Linked DNA regions of Homo sapiens: region 1 is linked to region 2. Evidence: chromatin loops called from intact Hi-C (ENCODE). Cell type or tissue: prostate gland. All regions are shown on one strand. Links, peaks and the distances in the headings refer to the core of each region. The heading gives the core; the rest is flanking DNA. Region 1 overlaps RNF144A (ring finger protein 144A). Region 2 overlaps RNF144A (ring finger protein 144A).

Region 1 (9,065 bases), core at 353-8,352, 54 kb before region 2:
TTGACTCTGTTTGAAGCTAGGCTCTTGACATTTACTAACTTTGTGACGTTGGACAAGTTGGGGAACTTTAAAGCCTCTATTTTCTTATCTATGAAATGGGGATGAATATGCCTGCTTCACAGTTTACTGAAGGGATTAAATGAGGCAATATACAACTAATGCAGGTTCAGATGGTGCCTTAGTAACTGGAGCTAGTGTTAAGTGTTGGCGATTTGCCTACGTGGTTGAGTGTCCGAGCTGGGGTTCAAACTCAGTGGCTTCTGATCCCAGAAGATGCACACTTTTCAGTATAGGATGTTGTGTCTAATATTAGACTCACGTGGTGTCTTAGGATCTTTGGATAAAGAGACTTAGGTGCTTATCCTAAAATTGTCATTAACTGTTTAACCACAGATAGTTGGGTTAATTTTATTGTACTGCCTCCATTTCTCCTGTGTATATCGGCATGTAAGGCCCTCGTATTGCCATCAAACACGCAGATTAAATGCTGATGGAAGGTGGCCCGGGTAGCAGGTCCTCCTGGTCACTTCACAGTACAGGGCGGGCATCTCTGCAGAAGGCCAGCCTGGCAGCACGGTGCACACTGGCTGCAGGAAGATAGGCCAGTGAGGATGAGGTTGGGAAAGGGCTTCACATCAGGCCTAAGTCTTTTGAGTGGAAATGGAATTTTAGGAAAATTAACTTTGTTCCAATATTTACTAGAGAAAGGAGAAGATTGGAATGGTGATACGGATTTTCACCACCCCTAGAAAATCATCAGTACCCACCATAGGGGTCAGCATATGGTCCATGGGCCAAATCCAGCCTGCTGCCTGTTTTCATAAATAAGGCTTCACGGGCACACGGCCATGCCCGTTGGCTTACGTGCCGTCTCTGGCTGCTTCGTGCTCCAGCATCAGAGAGGTCTTTTCTACAGAGACCCCATGATCCACAAAGCCTGAAATATTTTCCATCTTGCTCTTAGCAGGAAGACTTTGCCAGTCTCTGGTCCACACTGTTACTGGACTTCAGGATAGCACATTGTTCACCACAGAAGGAAAGATGTGGAAATTAAGAGTAAGTGAGACTTCTGGAGGATCTAGATTTTTAGGCTATGGCTCATGCTCATTAATTCATCTTAGATTCGTCATTTACCAGCCCCACCTAGTTCGCAGCCTGTAAAGTGGGAGGGTGGAAGTTACAGACTTACCTGCTCTCCAGGAGTGCTGAATAGTATTGATTTCTCAAGAAAGGAGAATGGCAGTTGTAGCATGATTCTGCACATTGTCAAGATTATGGCTGCCTTATGACCATCGTGCCACATGCATTCTAGTTTTCAGAAAATAATTAAATACAGCATTGTGGTTCAGAGCATGGGGCTGGTTGCAGACTGCCGAGATCCATCTGCCGTTGCCGTGTCCGTGGTGGTGTGATATTCAACAAGCTTCTTAACCTTGGTGTGCCCCAGTCTCCTTGTACCAAATGGGAGATAATAATACTACCTCACTAAGCTATTGTAAGATTAAGTGGCTTATAAGTTGGTGCACCTAGTAAGATCTTAAAACATGTTAGCTATTATTAGTGCATAATTCTTGTTTGAATTAACACTGCTTTTTTTTTTTCTTATGGGAAAAAGACAAGCCTCCCTGAAAGGCTGGCACTGTGAAAGTAAGTCAGACTTTACTTAATTATTGTGAAAGTAAGTCTTACATTCACATTGCCGTGAGCTGACCAACCTTGTTTAACTCTTAGCTCTTGACAGGCAGGTGCATCAAGGGTGTTGCATTTTTTGACAATAAAATACATTTCAGGTTTTAAATTAAGAAGAGACATGTAGGGGAGCTGACATATGCTGACATTTTTGGAACTCCGAGTTAGCTCAGAGACAAAAAATTAATTAAAATATTATTTGGAATTTTTTTGGTAATTTATACAATACTAAAATACATTTCCTAACCTTCTTTGAGTAGCCAAATAGATGTATAGAATGAGTAGGCATGATTGCTTGGTTATAACCGGAAAAGAAGTTAAGAGACCATCTTTTTATTCTGAATAATTATAATGGCTTTTATTTTTATTAAAATCTTTGTGATTTTTAAATATTCATGTGTATTAGTCCATTTTCATGCTGCTAATAAAGACATACCCAAGACTGAGAAACTTACAAAAGATAGGTTTAATTGGACTGACATTTCCATGTGCCTGGGGAGGCCTCACAATCATGACAGAGGACTACGAAAGGCACATCTCACATGGTGGCAGACAACAGAAGAGAACTTGTGCAGGGAAATTCCCGTTTGTAAAACCATCAGATGTCGTGAGACCCATTCACTATCACAAGAACAGCACGGGAAAGACCTACCCCCATGCTTCCCACCGGGTCCTTCCCACAACATGTGAGAATTATGGGAGCTACAAGATGAGATTTGGGTGGGGGACACAGAACCAAACCCTTTCAGCCTGTGATTCACACTCAAACTTCTTTAAAGGTATATATTGAGAATCCAACTGCCACCTGTGCCTGCTCATTCTCTCCACTGCCCAGCCCTCCTCGCCATGTTAAGTAACTCCTTCAATGAAAATCTTGGATATTCGGCCAGATGCAGTGGCTGATGTCTGTAATCCCAGGACTTTGGGAGGCTGAGGCAGGCACATTGCTTGAGATCAGGAGTTTAAGACCAGCCTGGGCAACAAGTTGAAAGCCCATCTCTGCAAAAAATGCAAAAATTAGTCAGGTGTGGTTGTGGCACAGGCCTGTGGTCCCAGCTACTTGGGAGGCTGAGGTGGGAGGATCACCTGAGCCCAGGAGGACAGTGCTGCAGTGAGCCAAGATTGCACCACAGCACTCTAGCCTGGGTGACAGAGCGAGACCCTGTCTCAAAAAATGAAAGAATCTTGGATATCCATGCAGTGTTTATGTGAATACAAATAAGTACACAAAGTTTATCGTAGGATATATGCTGTTCTATGCTTTGCTGTTTTCACTTAACACATTTTGCAGATCTTTCCATTTGAATGGATAGAAGGCTTTTTCATCCTTTCTTCAGCGGCACAGTATTCCATTGTGCAGACCTTCCATGGTTTAGTCCACAGCCTGCTACTTGAGTTATTCCCAGTCTTCTGGTATTACAAACAAGACCCCAGTGACTAACTTCCTCCACTGGGCACATGACTGGAAGTGGGATTACTAGGTCAGTGGGTACATGTAGTAAATCTTTGGTAGATATATTGACATTTTCCCCATTTCATGTGTTATATCATTTTGAACTCCAGCCAGTAAGGTGTGTGAGTAATGGTTGACCTACAGCCTCCCCCACAGGGTTTGCGAAATATTTGAATTTTTGCCAACTTGATAGTTGGGGAATGGCATCTTGATATAGTAAGAGTGAATTTCTCTTCTTATAATTGTGTTTGTTTGAGGGCCGTTTTTCTTTTCCTGTGAATTTTATCTCGTTCCTTGATCGTTTTTTATTCAATTGTTGCTCTTTTACTTCTCAATTTATAAAGTTATGTATGTATTAAGGAGAATAACTCTTTGGGATACATTTTGCAATGTTTTTCGTTTTGTTATTTATTGTAACTTTCTTTGGTTTGCAGAAGGTTTTGAAATTTATATATATATGAATTTCATATATATAAAACTATATAAATTTCATATATAATGATATATGTCATATATACATTTCATATATATAAATTTATTATATATACATTTCATATATAAACTTTATATATAATATGAATATTGCACAAAGAAAAACAGTTACTCCTCACTCTCATAAGAAATGATTTTGTGTGAGTATGTACTACCCTTTCCTTTGTCTGTTGTACCATCATAATGAACAGATGGGGTTTATGCTTACTTTTCACCTACCAAAATTATACCAAAAGGCTATTGGTTAATCCTGCAAAATGTCATTCTATAATACATATTCTTCTTTTTTTAAAAAAACTGGTCTGATACGCCTTTGAAAATATTATATTCATGCACTTGCAGCTTTTTAATATTACAGACAATGCTGTAATCCACATTTTCATGCCTGCAATTATTTGTTCAATGGATGAAATTCCCAGAAATTGGGCTTCTTGATCAAAGGATTAAAAAAATTTAAGTTCCTTGATAAATATTACGCATTGCCTCTCAAAAGTGTTAGTTCATTGTATGTTACCATTAGCCATGTTTATTGCTTTCTCTAAGACTATAACCAAGTTATTACAATTTTTTAAATGTTCAGTTGATTTTATAGGTGGAAAATAAGCCCTGTCGTTCTCCACATGAGTAAAGCAGGATGCAGAGAGCTTAGGAGATGTGCCAAGATCCCAGGGCTGGCAGGAGGCAGGCCCAGGGCTGGAAGCCAGGCCTCCTTGTTCCCAGGAAGGGAAAGTTGCGTATGCCTTTTGAGTTAATGACACGAAAGCACAGACAACTGGACATGGTTCTTTTGAACATCGTAACATCAATTCATTGGGATCAAATCAACACTGAGCATCAGTATTCAGTGTTTAATGCACATTTTAATTTCACTGCAGAGAGGATCGCACCTCATTACTAGCGGTTATTGAGTCACTACTCAGTAAATATTTACTTTCTACGTGTAGTACATTATACCAAATAGTTGATATTATATGGGCATAAAATGATCTCTGTTACTGGGAAACTTCTGGTGCAGGAGAAGCGGTAAACCTTTTATTGCTGTTACAGGAGCTTTCTCCCAGGCAGCGAGCTTTAGAGTGTCCATTAAACTTTACTGACCAATTTTTTATGGAGCACTTCCTCTATGCTTGCACTGTTATAAATTCTTGGGATAGAATAGTGAACCCAGCAAATAAAAACTACTGCCCTCATTGGGGTGTCTATTCTGGAGAGACAAAAAGAACATAAAGGAGAGAAATAAGTTACACAGTAGACAGTATTAAGCCTATTGTTTTAAGGAGAAAATGAAAGCATAGATGGTAGTGAGTGTCGGGGGGAGCTGTTGGGGAGTTTGCCTTTAAGATACATCACCCTGGAGTCACTGGAAGTTTCCATCTGGGAGACGTCTTGTGAAATAGTGTCCTTGGTGGGTATGTGGTCAGCTTGGGGAACCCATAGAACTGCATCACAGCCTCACTCCTCATCCTCAACAGGGGCTAGTAGACCAGGAGAGGAGAGGAGGTGTGGGCACCCTCGTGAGGTAAAGGTGTCTGTGGTCCTGCATAGCTCTGGAGGACGTGGACTTCTTTCTGGAATGACAGGAAGCTCCTAACAGGACTTTATGTGTCAGAGGCCTATGATGGCCTGTGAATGTGGAAAACATGGTTGGATATGGTGGGTTCTATTGTTTTTGGTGCTGTAATTCTATATTAATGATGCTCAAGTGACCAAGGACTTGTACTCTCTTAACAGCACATAGTCCCATTAGGCCCATTATCATTTCAACAAGATCCTTCCTGGGAACAGACTTCTAGACAGCCCATGTCTTTTCTTTGTGACTGGTGCCTCCAAGCTCAGGGACACCTTATAAAGGTTCCAGGGGTAAAAACCCAAGTTCGAACGTGGGGCTGGGAATAATTACTCCACACAGACTTGTGTTATTGTGGGTATTCCCAGCAGGAACGTTCCCCGCCTTGAAGACTCTTCCCAGGTTGCCGGGGTTTTCTTGGGAATAATTTGAAGTTGACATCTCTGTTTCCTTCCAGGAAAGGTTGCATCAGTTTATGTGATCATGTTCAAGTCCCTCGAGGTTGGACTCAGAACCAAGCTGAATGCTCAGGAAACAAGTAGGCTGGTTCTGCAGTCTGAGCCTGGACCCTGTCTGTTTGGAGGCTTTCCTTCTCTCTTTGTGAATATTCTCTTTAGAAGAGAGCTCTCTTTCTGCACCTGTGGGGATCATCACCACCATGTCAGAACTGAGTAAGTTCTGTGGTTTGTTTTTATAGCTAACAGAGTTTCCCATTGTTGTCCAGCAAAGGGATGGAGCACTGGATGGGTGAGGATTGGCATCCAGAAGAAAGGGTGGCATGAAGGGTCCACGTATCTCTGCCCAACTTCTGGGCTGCCTCTCTGTCTCATGAGCTCATCTGCACTTGGTGGTCTCTGCAGCCAGGGTCAGAAAGTAGAGAGACAGGAGCAGCCTTGTGTGTTTCCTGAGTGCCTATTGGAGTCTAAGTTCTAGAATAGTGGGCGAGGGGCTGGGATAGGGGCTCAGCCTTGTGGATCTGAGGGATGTTGGACAGAGATGTCTCTTCTGAATGAGTGGGAGGCGCTGCTGTGGGTTGACCCTGAGCCTGTGGTCTTCAGTCTTGGCCAAGGCTGTAGGGATCACGTGGACTTCCTCACAGGGAGGGTGGGAGATGCAGATGAGATGAGATATTTTTTTTCCTGGTTATTAGGACAGGCAGTCTCCAGCACTGGCTGTGAGGGAGGCAGAGGTGCCTTCTGTGTGATTATGATTGGGGAAGTTGAGCACTGGATTTATCTCTGCATCCTAGCCAACTAAATGGTCTGTCATTGCCATTGTTAAACCAAAGACCTGTTTAATACCTAGAAGACTCTGTGATGAAACAGACATTCTTCTCAGGTGTGAAAAGTTAAAAGAAATCATTAGCTTTTTTTTTTTTCCTGAGGGTGGCCTCTTTAGTATTTCGAAAGGTGAAACAATCAGATTAGCAATTACATCTTTGGTGGGGGACCAGAAGTTATTGTTTATGAATGAGCCTTCCAGGCTCCACAGAAGCCTCCAGGGTGATGTGTACATGAAAAGAATGTGGGGTTCATAAGTTGAGAGACTTAGGTTTAAGTTCTGAATTTGCCACTTATTACCCAGGGACTTTGGGCAAATTGTGCATCCCTCTTAAACCTCAGTTCTTAATCTGTTACATGAAGATAATTGAGTTAATGTATTAGTTCATTTTCACACTGCTGTAATGATACTACCTGAGACTGAGTAATCCATCAACAAAAGAGGTTTAATTGAATCAATTCTGCATGGCTGGGGAGGCCTCAGGAAACTCACAATTATGGCTGAAGGTGAAGGGGAAGCAGGCACCTTCTTCACAAGGCGGCAGGAGAGAGAGCACATGCAAGAGAAACTGCCACTTTTAAACCATCAGATCTCATGAGAACATCTCAATATCATGAGAACAGCCTGGGGGAAACTGCCCCCATGATCCAGTCACCTCCTACTGGGTCTGTTGTCCCTCAACATGTGAAGATTACAATTTGACATGAGGATTTGGGTGGGGATGCAGAGCTAACCCATGTAATTCCACCCCAGCGTCTCCCAGATATCGTGTCCTTTCCACATTTCAAAACCAATCATGCTCTCCAACAGCCCCCCAGAGTCTTAACTCATTCCAGCATTAACCCAAAAGTCCAAGTCCATAGTCTCATCTGAGACAAGACAAGTCCCTTCCACCGAAGAGCCTGTAAAATCACAAGCCAGTTAGTTACTTCTAAGATATACTGGGGGTACAGGCATTGAGAAAATATTCCCATTTCAAATGGGAGAACTTGGCCAAAACAAGGGGGCCAGAGGCCCCATGCCAGTCTGAAATCTGGCCAGGCAGTCATTACATCTTAAAGCTCCAAAATCACTTTTGATTCCATGTCTCAAATCCTGGGCATGGTGATGCAAGGGGTAGGCTCTCACGGCCTTGGGCAGCTCTGCCTCTGTGGCTCTGTAGGGTACAGCCGCTGCAGCTGCTTTCATAGGCTGGCATTGAGCGCCTGCAGCTTTTTCAGGTGCCCAGTGCAAGCTGTTGGTGGATCTACCTTTCTGTGGTCTGCAGGACAGTGGCCCTCTTCTCACAGCTCCACTAGGCAGTGCCCCAGTGGGGACTCAGTGTGGGGGCTCTAATCCCACCTTTCCCTTCCACACTGCCCATGAAGGTTCTCCATGAAGGCTCTGGCCTGCAGCAGACTTCTGCCTGGACATTCAAGCAATTCCATACATCCTCTGAAATCGAGGTGGAGGCTTCCTAAGCTTAACTCTTGCCTTATGCGCACCCACAGGCCCAATACCACGTGGAAGGTGCCAAGGCTTAGGGCTTGCACCCTCTGAAGCAATGGCCTGAGCTGTACCTTGGCCTCTTTTAGCTACAGCTGTAGCAGCTGGAACCCAGGGTGCCATGTCCCAAGGCTGCACAGAGCAGCTGAGGCCTGGGCCTGGCCCTGGCCCACAAAACCATTTTTTCCTTCTACACCTCCAGGCCTGTGATGGGAGGAGTTGCCTTGAAGATCTCTGAAATGCCCTGGAGACATTTTCCCCCATTGTCTTACTGATTAACATTCGGCTTCTTGTTATTTATGCAAATTTCTGCAGCGGGCTTGAATTTCTCCCCAGAAAATGGGTTTTTTCTTTTTTACTACATGGTCAGGCTGCAAATTTTCTAAACTTTTATCTCTGCTTTTTTTTTTAAAACATAAGTTTCAATTTCATATCGTCTCTTTGTGAATGCATGTAACTGTGTGCTTTCAGGAAAAGCCAGGTCGCATCTCGATGCTTTGCTGCTTAGAAATTTCCTCTGCCAGATACCTTAAATTATCTCTCTCAATTTCAAAGTTCCACAGATCTCTAGGGCAGGGGGAAAATGCCACCAGTCTCTTTACTAAAGCATAGTGAGAGTGACCTTTGCTCCAGTTCCCATTAGGTTCCTCATCTCCATCTGAGACCACCTCAGCCTGAACTTCATTGTCGATACGACTGTCAGCATGTTGGTCAAAACCATTCAACAAGTCTCTAGGAAGTTCCAAACTTTCCCACATCTTCCTGTCTTACTCTGAGCCCTCCAATCTGTTCCAACTCTGCCTGTTACCCAGTTCTAAAGTTGCTTCCACATTTCCAGGTTATCTTCATAGCAGTATGCCACTCCTGGTACCAATTTTCTGTATTAGTCTGTTTTCACACTGCTATAAAGATACTACCGGCCCACAGGTAGTAATTTATGAAGAAAAAAGATTTAATTGATTCACAGTTCCCCATGAGGCTTGGGAGGTCTCAGGAAACTTGCAATCATGGCAGAAGGCAAAAGGGAAGCAGACACCTTCTTCACAAGGCGGCAGGAGAGAGAGAGCGCACAGGGGAAACTGCCACTTTTAAAACCAT
Region 2 (9,065 bases), core at 461-8,460:
CGGATGTGAAGGAGAGGGAGTCTACTGTTGGAGCCCTTTACCAAAGACATTAACAGTGATTTACGACAAGCACATAAATGCACGGCCTGAATCCAGCCAAGAGCACTCAGAGGAGAGAGGAGGGCTTGCCACGGAGCTTTTCTCTCCTGTTTCCCCCAAGCGTGCTTTCTGGCACATGCAGACATCCAGGAGTTATGAATATTTCAGACCGCCTCCTCCCCATCGTGGTCCTTACTGCCTCTCCTCCCCTGCTTCCCTCTCCTCATCTGCACCTGGCCAAGCGCATCTCCCCTTGAATCCTCACTGCTTCTCAGCTATCAGTGCTGGCCCAACATTTGCTATTTACTGTAAAAAGGGACATGTGCAGTTTCTTTCTTTTACGTATTTTTTGGCAGTAGATAGTTAATGTTTATCGAGGTAATTGTTCCAGATCAGCATTATACAGTTTGCTCTGGATACCTGCTTCCCTTAACGCACAGTATTTCTGTGAGTTGGAATGAGGAAGGCCAGAGAGGTTTATCTTTCTCAAACTAGTGAGGAAGGGAATCAGCCATCAGTCCCTGATCTGTCAAACTCTAAAAACCACATCTTTGTGTTAGATCAGGCTGTGTCAAGGCAGAGTTCCAGTGGACATTTTAAAGCTGAAGGTGCTAGAATTGCCCTGGGGCATTGGCTCTTTCACCAGCCCTCTCCCTGATTGCGGCTTCCCGGAGCTTGCACCATTGTTTCATCCCACCCCGGAGTTCAATGGAACTTTTCTGAACAATAGGAGGAAAGTATTCCCTATCACAGAAATAGATCTGTGTTCCTGCAGCTCCTGGGATTGTTATGCCTCAGGGCATCATCAATAAACTAAAAATCATAAGTCAATCATTTCTATATTGTGAAACCATATTTGAGTGCTTTTATCAGGGGATAAGAAAAGTGCTTTTTAAATAAACATTAATTTTGTACATGAAATCTGGCTGTGTGTCAGCCACTCCGCTCCGTTGGACCCCATGCGGGTCTGGTGAGATGAGGGTGGGGGGCGGGGTGGGAGGGTGAAGTTCTTGACCTTGAGGAGCTTGTCATCTCCCTGACGAGCCCCATAAGGCACGATCCGGACACATTGCTATGAAGGAGGCTGCATGGCTAAGGGTGTAAAGTCCCTGGCGGCCCCAAGGAGGAGTCAGGAGGTTACTGGCTCTGGGGGCCAGTGGGTAGCTGAGGACTTGAAGGCTGAGTGAGTTTGTTCACCAGAGAGGACAGAATGTGCTGAGCCAGGTTACTACCAAAGACCTGGGCACGATGAAAGAGGATGTGAACTCATACGTGGCCTGGCCAGAGATGCTGGAAAGACAAGGTGAGGCCCAGACGACGGCCCCTGTGTACCAGATCAGGGGCCTGGCCCCCAGCAGAGGCCTGTGCTTCCCAAGGATAGGATGGATCAGAATCACTTAGGGAGCCTGAGGACTGGGCCCTGCCTCAGACCTCGGAGTCAGTATCTTCAGCTTCCAAAAGCTGTCCAGGTGGCTCGGATGTGCAGCCAGGCTTGTCCATGTCTGCTCGCAGAGGTCAGTAACCACTTCTCAACTGGGTAGTACACAGGATTTGGTTTGCGTTTCAGAAAACAAATTCAAAAACGTTTAAAGAGCCTGCAGTGCAAGACATTGTGAGAGGCAGTCTGGAAAATGGAGACATACAAATGGAGAATGAGCTCTTCTCAGTGGTGTGTAAATTAATGTCAGCGCAAAGGAAATTTTGGTTAAGAGTTCAAGGAGGAGAGAGCTCACAGTGATGGAAGTGGACAGAAATAGCTTTGTAGAAGAGAAAGGTGTGGCCAGAAGTGGCTTTGTGTTTGCCTGCTCCTCCCTTTCCTCTCACAGATGGGGCATCTGGGCACAGAAGCGAGGCAGACAGTGGTAGCTGGGACCCCAGCCCCCAGCCAAAGCCTCTTGCTACTGCACCTGTAACAGCCAGGATTTGATGGCCCTCCATTCACTGTGCATTCAGACACCAGGAGGCTTGACCCCAAAAATCAGGAAACTCAAGGCTGGTGTCCTCCCCACAAGGAGAGGAAGTCCGGCTGCAGCCCCCAAACTGTCTTACCAGAGTTGATTGAAAGGAACAGAAGGCCATGACCCCTGACCTGCTCCTCCTGGTTTTCGGAAGAGTGACTTCCTGTTTCCTCAGGCGCATTGGGCCCTGTGTTTGTTTGTTCTTTTCTGAAAAAGCAGCTGTCTGTTTACAGCCTCCTTTAAATGAATCAACAGGCTTGCCCCTCCGTGGCACCATGTGCCTCGTCATTTCCTTCATTGATCAGGATTGAAAACGGTGCCTCCTGGTCCTGGAGGCATAGAGGGCTCGGTATAGAAATGCCATTCCCCTCACGCCAGTGGGTAGTCATTGAGATCTGGGTGCCAAGCACTGAGCTGGGGAACACACTTAGAGAGACCAACATGTGTGAGGGTCCCAGCTCCAGGAAATGGAGGTGGGGTGGAGAACGCCTGGAGGGAGGCGTCCACAGGTGTTCCTGGAGTGCAGAGAACTGCTGCCCACTCAGGATGGTCTGAGAAGATGCAGACAGAAAGTGCTCCCCGGGCTGGATCTTGAATCATGAGGAAAATCAAGTGGCCTGAGTGGAGAGGAAGCGCTTTCTAGGTGAGAAGCCCGACCTGATGGAGGGGGATGGATCAGCAACAAAGAAAATCATCCAATCCCAGGAATAGCCCTGTCACTGCACCAGGAAGATGCCAGGGCAGAGGGACTCTGGTGGAGTCACACACAGCCGGAGCCAGCAGGAGCTCTTTGGAGCAGCAGTGACCTGCGTGTTCAGTAGCCCTTTGTCCCCATGAGATCCCTTCTTTCCCACAAGCTCAGAAGCCAGCCACTGTGCAGGGGAGGTCCTTCTTTGGGCTGGGCCTGAAGTCTGGTCCAAAGCTCCCTCTAGAGCCCGAGGCTGTGCTGTCCAGGGCTGCTAGGTGATGAAGGGAGGCCCTGGGGAGGAGCGGCCTGGGCCTCCAGTGGCTGTGGCCAGGTGTTCCCGGATGCGTGCCCTTCCCTGTGTCACCTCCCTCATGTCTCCACTTATCATGAGCATAGGAGAAGAAATGCATCAATGGCTGTGATACTCACCGAACTGAGCAGGAACCACTCGTTCATGCCGTCTCTGTCTCTGCCCCTCACAGGATGATTTCCTTCTGATACACTACGATAAGGGACCCTGCCGGAACAAGCTGGGCCACTCCCGGGCATCTGTGATCTGGCATCGGACACAGGTAGGAGGTGATTTGCCTGGAAGGTTGATCTCAGAGAGAGACTGTGTGTGTGTGTGTGTGTGTGTGTGTGTGTGTGTGTGTGTGTGTGTGTATGTATATCTTTAGTGTTTCCAGACTTGCCTAAAGGACGAAGATCTCCTGGATAGAAAGAGCTAGTAGATGTGCTTCCTGCTGGTTTTTGCTGGTATAGGCTTATCCTTATGGAAGCCCTGGCCCAAAGTTAATGTCAACGCGCATCACATTCATTGTCTGATGGGTCTTCAGCATCAGACTTCAGATCACTTGCACGGGACTCATGGCCTTGGTCATGACCTGCTGACCGTGTTTAGGTAATCCTTGCCTAGCCCTTAACAAAGAGCTTTCTCTTGAGGCCCTGAGATAAGCAAGGTAGTAACAGGAATGGATAACAAGGAAGGAGTGGAAAAATTCCGAGGTCAGTGGTCCCCAACCTTTTTGGCACCAGGGACTCACTTCGTGGAAGGCAGTTTTTCCACAGACTGGGCAGGGGGATGGATTTGGGATGATTCAGCATATTGCATTTATTGTGCACTTTATGTCATGATTACATTGTAATATATAGTGAAATAGTTGTACAACTCACTATCATGTAGAATCAGTGGGAGCCCTGAGCTTGTTTTCCTGCAACTAGATGGTCCCATCTGAGGGTGATGGGAGACTGTGATAGATCATCAGGCATTTAGATTCTCATATAAGGAGGCTGCAACCCAGATCCCTCGCATGCGCAGTTCACAACAGGGTTCGTGCTCCTACGAGAGTCTAATGTCGCTGCTGATCTGACAGGAGGTGGGGCTCAGGCGGTAACGTGAGCAATGGGGAGCAGCTGTAAATACAGATGAAGGTTTGCTCGTTTGCTTCCCCCACCCCCACCACTCACTCCTGCCGTGCACCCTGGTTCCTAACAGGCTACAGACCGCTACCCGTCCATGGCCCAGGTGTTGGGGACCCTGGCCCTAGGTGTTAATGCCTGTGCAGTCTTTGGAGTTGATAAAGGACCCTCGTGTTGGTTAATATTAACTTGTGCTTTCAACACATATTTATAGCCTACCGTGTGCTGGGTACTGCTGTAGGAGCTGGAGATACAGTGGTGCGTGAGACAGATGTGTCCTTCTACGGAACTACGTTCTGTTTAGGGACAGAGATGATAAAGCAGCAAGGACACAGAACCTAATAAATCAGCTAGAGGTGACGTGATGGGGAGATGGTCAGAGATGATGGCAGGGACAGACCCTTTTAGGGCCTGGCAGTCCACAGAGCAACCCTGGATCTTGTGCTGGGTGAGTGGGAAGCTGCTGAGGGATTAGTGGCAGGAGGCACATTGGCTGCTGCTCCCTGCCTGCTCCTCGAGAGGCGTGAAGGGCTCAAGTCTGTGACTCCTTCAGGAGAGCCTCTGAGGCACATGTGTCAGCCTCATCTAAAAGATGGAGAAACTCAGTCTCAAGGCAGTTGCCAGGACGAGGGAAAGGTCCACCTACAGCTGCACTTCCTGGACAATCTTAAATGCCGACCACGTGGCAGAGCCTGTGGGCGTCCACAGCAGGCGATAAGACACGCCTCCCATCAGAGAGCAGATGCTGAGCATTCTTGGCCTCGCAGGCCGTAGGCCTCTGCTGCACCTGTCAACTCCACCTGGCGGCACAGAAGCTGCCAACGGTACGTCAGTGAGTTACCTTGGCCGTGTTCCAGTGAAACTGTTTACACAGGCAGGTGGAAGTGACTGTGGTGATGGTTGCGTAACTCTGTGAACACACTGGAAACCATTGAATGTGTGTACTTGATCTGAATTGCGTGGCACAGGAATTATGTCCCAATAAAGCTGTATGGATAAACAAAACAGAACAGATGATGAAGGCAGATTTGGCCCCCGGGCCATGGCGTACTGCCCTCTGGTCTAGAGAGTTGGTTTGAGCTCCTCTGACTGTTCTCTTTGCACGTGGCCCGGCACGGCTTGAATCCACGCCCCTTGCAGCTCTGCTGGAATCCGCGCCCCTTGCAGCTCTGCTGGAATCCGCGCCCCTTGCAGCTCTGCTGGAATCCGCGCCCCTTGCAGCTCTGCTGGAATCCGCGCCCCTTGCAGCTCTGCTGGAATCCGCGCCCCTTGCAGCTCTGCTGGAATCCGCGCCCCTTGCAGCTCTGCTCGAATCCGCGCCCCTTGCAGCTCTGCTCTGGCTGCTGTGACAAAGCGCTGCAGACTGGGTGGCTCAGAACAGCAGAAATGTATTGGCTCAGTCCTGGAGCTCAGAATTCTGAAATCGAGGTGTCAGCAGGGCCCTGCCTGCTCTGAAACCTGTAGGAGAGTCCCTCCGGCCTTGTCCAGCTTCTGTGGTTCGCCAGCCATCTGCGGCATTCCTGGACAGATCGATGCGTCACTGCAATCCTCCGTCTTCCTCCGGCTGCCTCTTCCCTGTGCGTCTCCACCTCGTCTTCCATCATTGTCCAAATCCCCCCTTTCTATCAGGACATCAGTGGTATGGGATCGAGGCCCACGCTAATCACCTCATGGTAACTTGATTGCATCTACAGAGACCCTGTTTCCAAAGAAGGTCACATTCTGAGATACTAGGGGGCTAGAACTTCAATATATTGTTTTGTGAGGACAGGATTCAACCCATAACAACACCTACACCCCCCTCCCCACGCAGCATAGAAACTGCCAGGAGGCTGCATTCCTCTTCTGTACTTGGTTTTCCCTGGGCTGTAGGTAGGGGGTGACTGGGTGCTGACTCGGGGGACCCGGCATTTGCACAGCCACCGTGTGAGTGGATGCTGTTGTGTGCACCTTGGCAGAAACTGAGTCAGAGCTTGGTGAGAACTCGGAAACCATTGCCCAACTCTGGCAGTTTCCCTGTAGAGAAGGTGAGTTCCAGGTGAGAGCAGGTGCTTTCCACAGGGACTCTGGCTGGCTGTTGCTGGGTGCCAAGCCTCCCACATACTCAGGCTTACCATCCTCACATGTATTTTGCTCTGGAATCTGTGGTGTGAACAGGGCTCAGCCAAGCCAGCCCATGTGCGGCCCACGTGGCATCAGCCGGGGCAGCTCTGAAGCTGGGCAGGAGCCCCTGCAGGCCCGTGCCCCATGCTTCTGGTGCTTGATCTGGCTGCTGGCTTGGGCCTCAGCTGGGGCTGGCAGTCAGATATCCTCACGCCATCGTGCCCTGGAGCTGCCAAAGGCCCACTGGTCTTGGAACCTGGGAGAGCCTGAGCATGGGTCTTGGCAGCCGCATCTTCCCTGCTCCTCCAGGCTCACTCTGAACTTTGGCCTGCAGCGCCCGTGCTTTCCCTGCCTCTCTCCTTTGCCCTGGCCGTTGCTGCCAGCTTGGTCTTCATCACTCTCTTCCTCTACTTCTCCTGTTCCTGCCCAGCTCTGCACATCCACATTCTAACCTTCTCTGTGGCCCAATCCAGGTGTGACCTCCTCCGTGAAGTCTCTTGTGTGTGACTGTCATCCAAGAAGAGCCCTCCCTCCCATGTGGACCCACCCCACTCTGGTCATAGCCCAGTGCTCATCTGGGTCTTATCTCTTAGGATACAGAAAAGTGCTCTTGGGAGCAGGGACCTGTTTTGCTCATCTTTGTAACCTCTTTGGCACTGGTCCTGTGCCTGGGGCACAGTTATCTTTGGAAGTAGTGCACGGGCAAAATCGCGAATGACCCGTTTGGCCGTGGGTGTTGACTCGCAGCCCTCTCCACAGGGCTAATGGTCCTCGTGCCTTCGGCGGCTTTCTACACGTGGGGAACTTCACAGGGGCCGGGCAGGGAGCAAAGGGTTGCTGTGTCCCCGTCCCAGGAGCCATGAGAGCTGCTTTATTTTCTGGTTCTGCTCCTGGTGAGGAGAAGGTGGAAGTGGATGACTTGGAGCTTGTTCGTCCCCATTCAAAGACAGGAAGAACTGTTTTTGTTTCTCCTAGGGAGGGACAGGAGTAACACCACCTCTCTAATGACACCTAATAGTTCTTCCTTTCTTTGAAGGCAGAAGTTGCAGTGATCCAAGATCGTGCCACTGCACTCCAGCCTGGGCGACAGAGCAAGACTCTGTCTCAAAAAAAAAAAAAAAGTTCACAAAAGTGCGGTGAGACTTGGAGCGATAGTGTTTGGGGAAACAGAGCAGCCAGGAGTGTCAAGCTGTAGCAAGCGACAGCGTGCAGCCGTTTGAGTGGACGCCCACCCTCCTTAGGAGCCCCAGCTTTGCTCGGACTCATCTCTGTCTGCCTTTTGGAAATGAGTCCGTGTAAAGAGCTCGCTTCTGCCACCTCCTGCCTAGTTTTCAGGCTTCCGGCATCTCCCCTGCCCTGTCCTTCCTCCGGGCTGCTACGGCACTGAGCGTGCTCCCAAGTGCAGTGCTGTGAAGGACACCTGGTAGCACCAGGTGCCTTTGTGGCACGTGCACCTGCCAGGCTGTGGGAAACTCATAAGATCGCAAGGCAGGGTGAGACATTAGAAGCCAAGAATTATTTCTTGATAATTCAACAAGCTGGAATATTCAAGAAAAATAGTATGAAATGAGTGGCACCTGAATCAGACCATAAAAGTCCTAAATACTGGATGTTGCAGAAAGTGCTTTGAAGGAGGAGAGGACAGTGTGAGCGGAGGCACAGAATGGGACACTCTGGGGCCGGCTGGGGAGCCTTCGGGAGTGCAGCTGATGGGAAGTTAGGGGCAGAGTCGTGATTGGCCTTGGAGAGGGTGTGGTGTCTTGCTGTAGACTTAAGTCTGTATGGCACTAGGGAGCCAGAGAAGGTTTTAGAGCAGCAGAATAAAATGCTCAGACGGGGCATAACCTGAAGACTTCTGCTGAGCCTCTTGGTCCTCCACATTTGGCCTCCCTTGTCATCTTCATCTCTGCAAAGCAGAATCTGCCAGCCTTGTGGCCTCAGAGGAGCCCGCTCAGGATGGCCTGCTGTTCTGCCTTCTCCACTCCTGTGTCTCTCTCTTGCCCTGTTTTGTTCCTTCTCCCTGTCAAGCTATATCCCTCCCATCCATTTTTAAGGCTTTGCTCCAGCTCCTGCTTCTCCCGTTACGTGTCTCTAAAGAGCCCAGGCCACAGCACGTGCTGAGCAGCGTCTTTGGAATCTTACTTGACTGCAGCCCACAGGGAGACATGTACCAGTGTAGTACCTTGTAACCCATAAAACATCCCTGTGCACACCCACATCGACATAACTTCCCCACTCTGTGCTCCTGCATTTTCTGTTCTGCTCTGTTTACTAAAGTCCTCATCTTGACCCACCAAATTGCTTTCCCGTCCTACAAATGGGTCAGCTGGGCCACCCTCTGTCACTGACCCTGCTGTGGGTTAGAACTTCTTGCCCAAGTCAGGTTTCATTGGCTCCCTGGGGACACATTTCTCTGTCACATAGGGGCTTGCTCCACTCAAACCTCAGGAGCACTCAGAACATGCCCTGAATTCAGTGTCCTGTGATTCCCAACTTTCAGGGTCATTTTGAAAGGTTCCTTCTCCCCAGTTCTTCCTCCTTTAGATGTGAAGCTCAGTAAGATTATTCTAAGAGATTTGGGGGAATTCCAACGTGTCTCTTTGAGATTGCAGGCTGCTTTCATTATTTTTTACGGGAGCAGAGGTTTTATATGCCACTTGCATCTTACCTGGCACTCTTGTCAAACGGAAAACAGTGCTGTAAAGGAAGAATTGTCTTTGTTGCATAAAGTTATTGTACAGTTTGTTTCATCGCAAGTGATACATTTTTTATTCAGTATAGCAGAGTCTCCTGTTAAAGTAAATGAGCATGAAAACCAGCAGAGTGGCCGCGAATGCAAGACCGCACGGTGGGCAGAT

The links. Peaks named below come from ENCODE experiments on the same cell type or tissue, not always from the same donor. Only the 100,000 strongest peaks of a DNase experiment are listed, where the experiment ranks them.
Region 1: it touches region 2 in a loop (2.2-fold over the local background); 6 of 110 quality-filtered maps call a loop at or near these places.

What each region holds. Positions count from the first base shown.
Region 1 is chr2:6,972,968-6,982,032 of GRCh38, forward strand. The region is part of intron 2 of RNF144A (ring finger protein 144A); the gene reads left to right. Among named protein-coding and RNA genes, the nearest start is that of GRASLND, 59 kb to the left of the region's middle. RefSeq lists an enhancer at 364-1,563. In prostate gland, for the core only: no CTCF peak of the experiment used is centred there; DNase peaks (open chromatin) are centred at 4,314 and 4,675; H3K27ac peaks cover 1,123 bases.
Region 2 is chr2:7,026,959-7,036,023 of GRCh38, forward strand. It overlaps RNF144A (ring finger protein 144A), which reads left to right. Exons shown (of 9, transcript NM_014746.6): 8 at 3,168-3,257. Among named protein-coding and RNA genes, the nearest start is that of GRASLND, 110 kb to the left of the region's middle. In prostate gland, for the core only: CTCF peaks have their summits at 4,906 (motif pointing left) and 7,520 (motif pointing left); a DNase peak (open chromatin) is centred at 5,023; H3K27ac peaks cover 1,701 bases.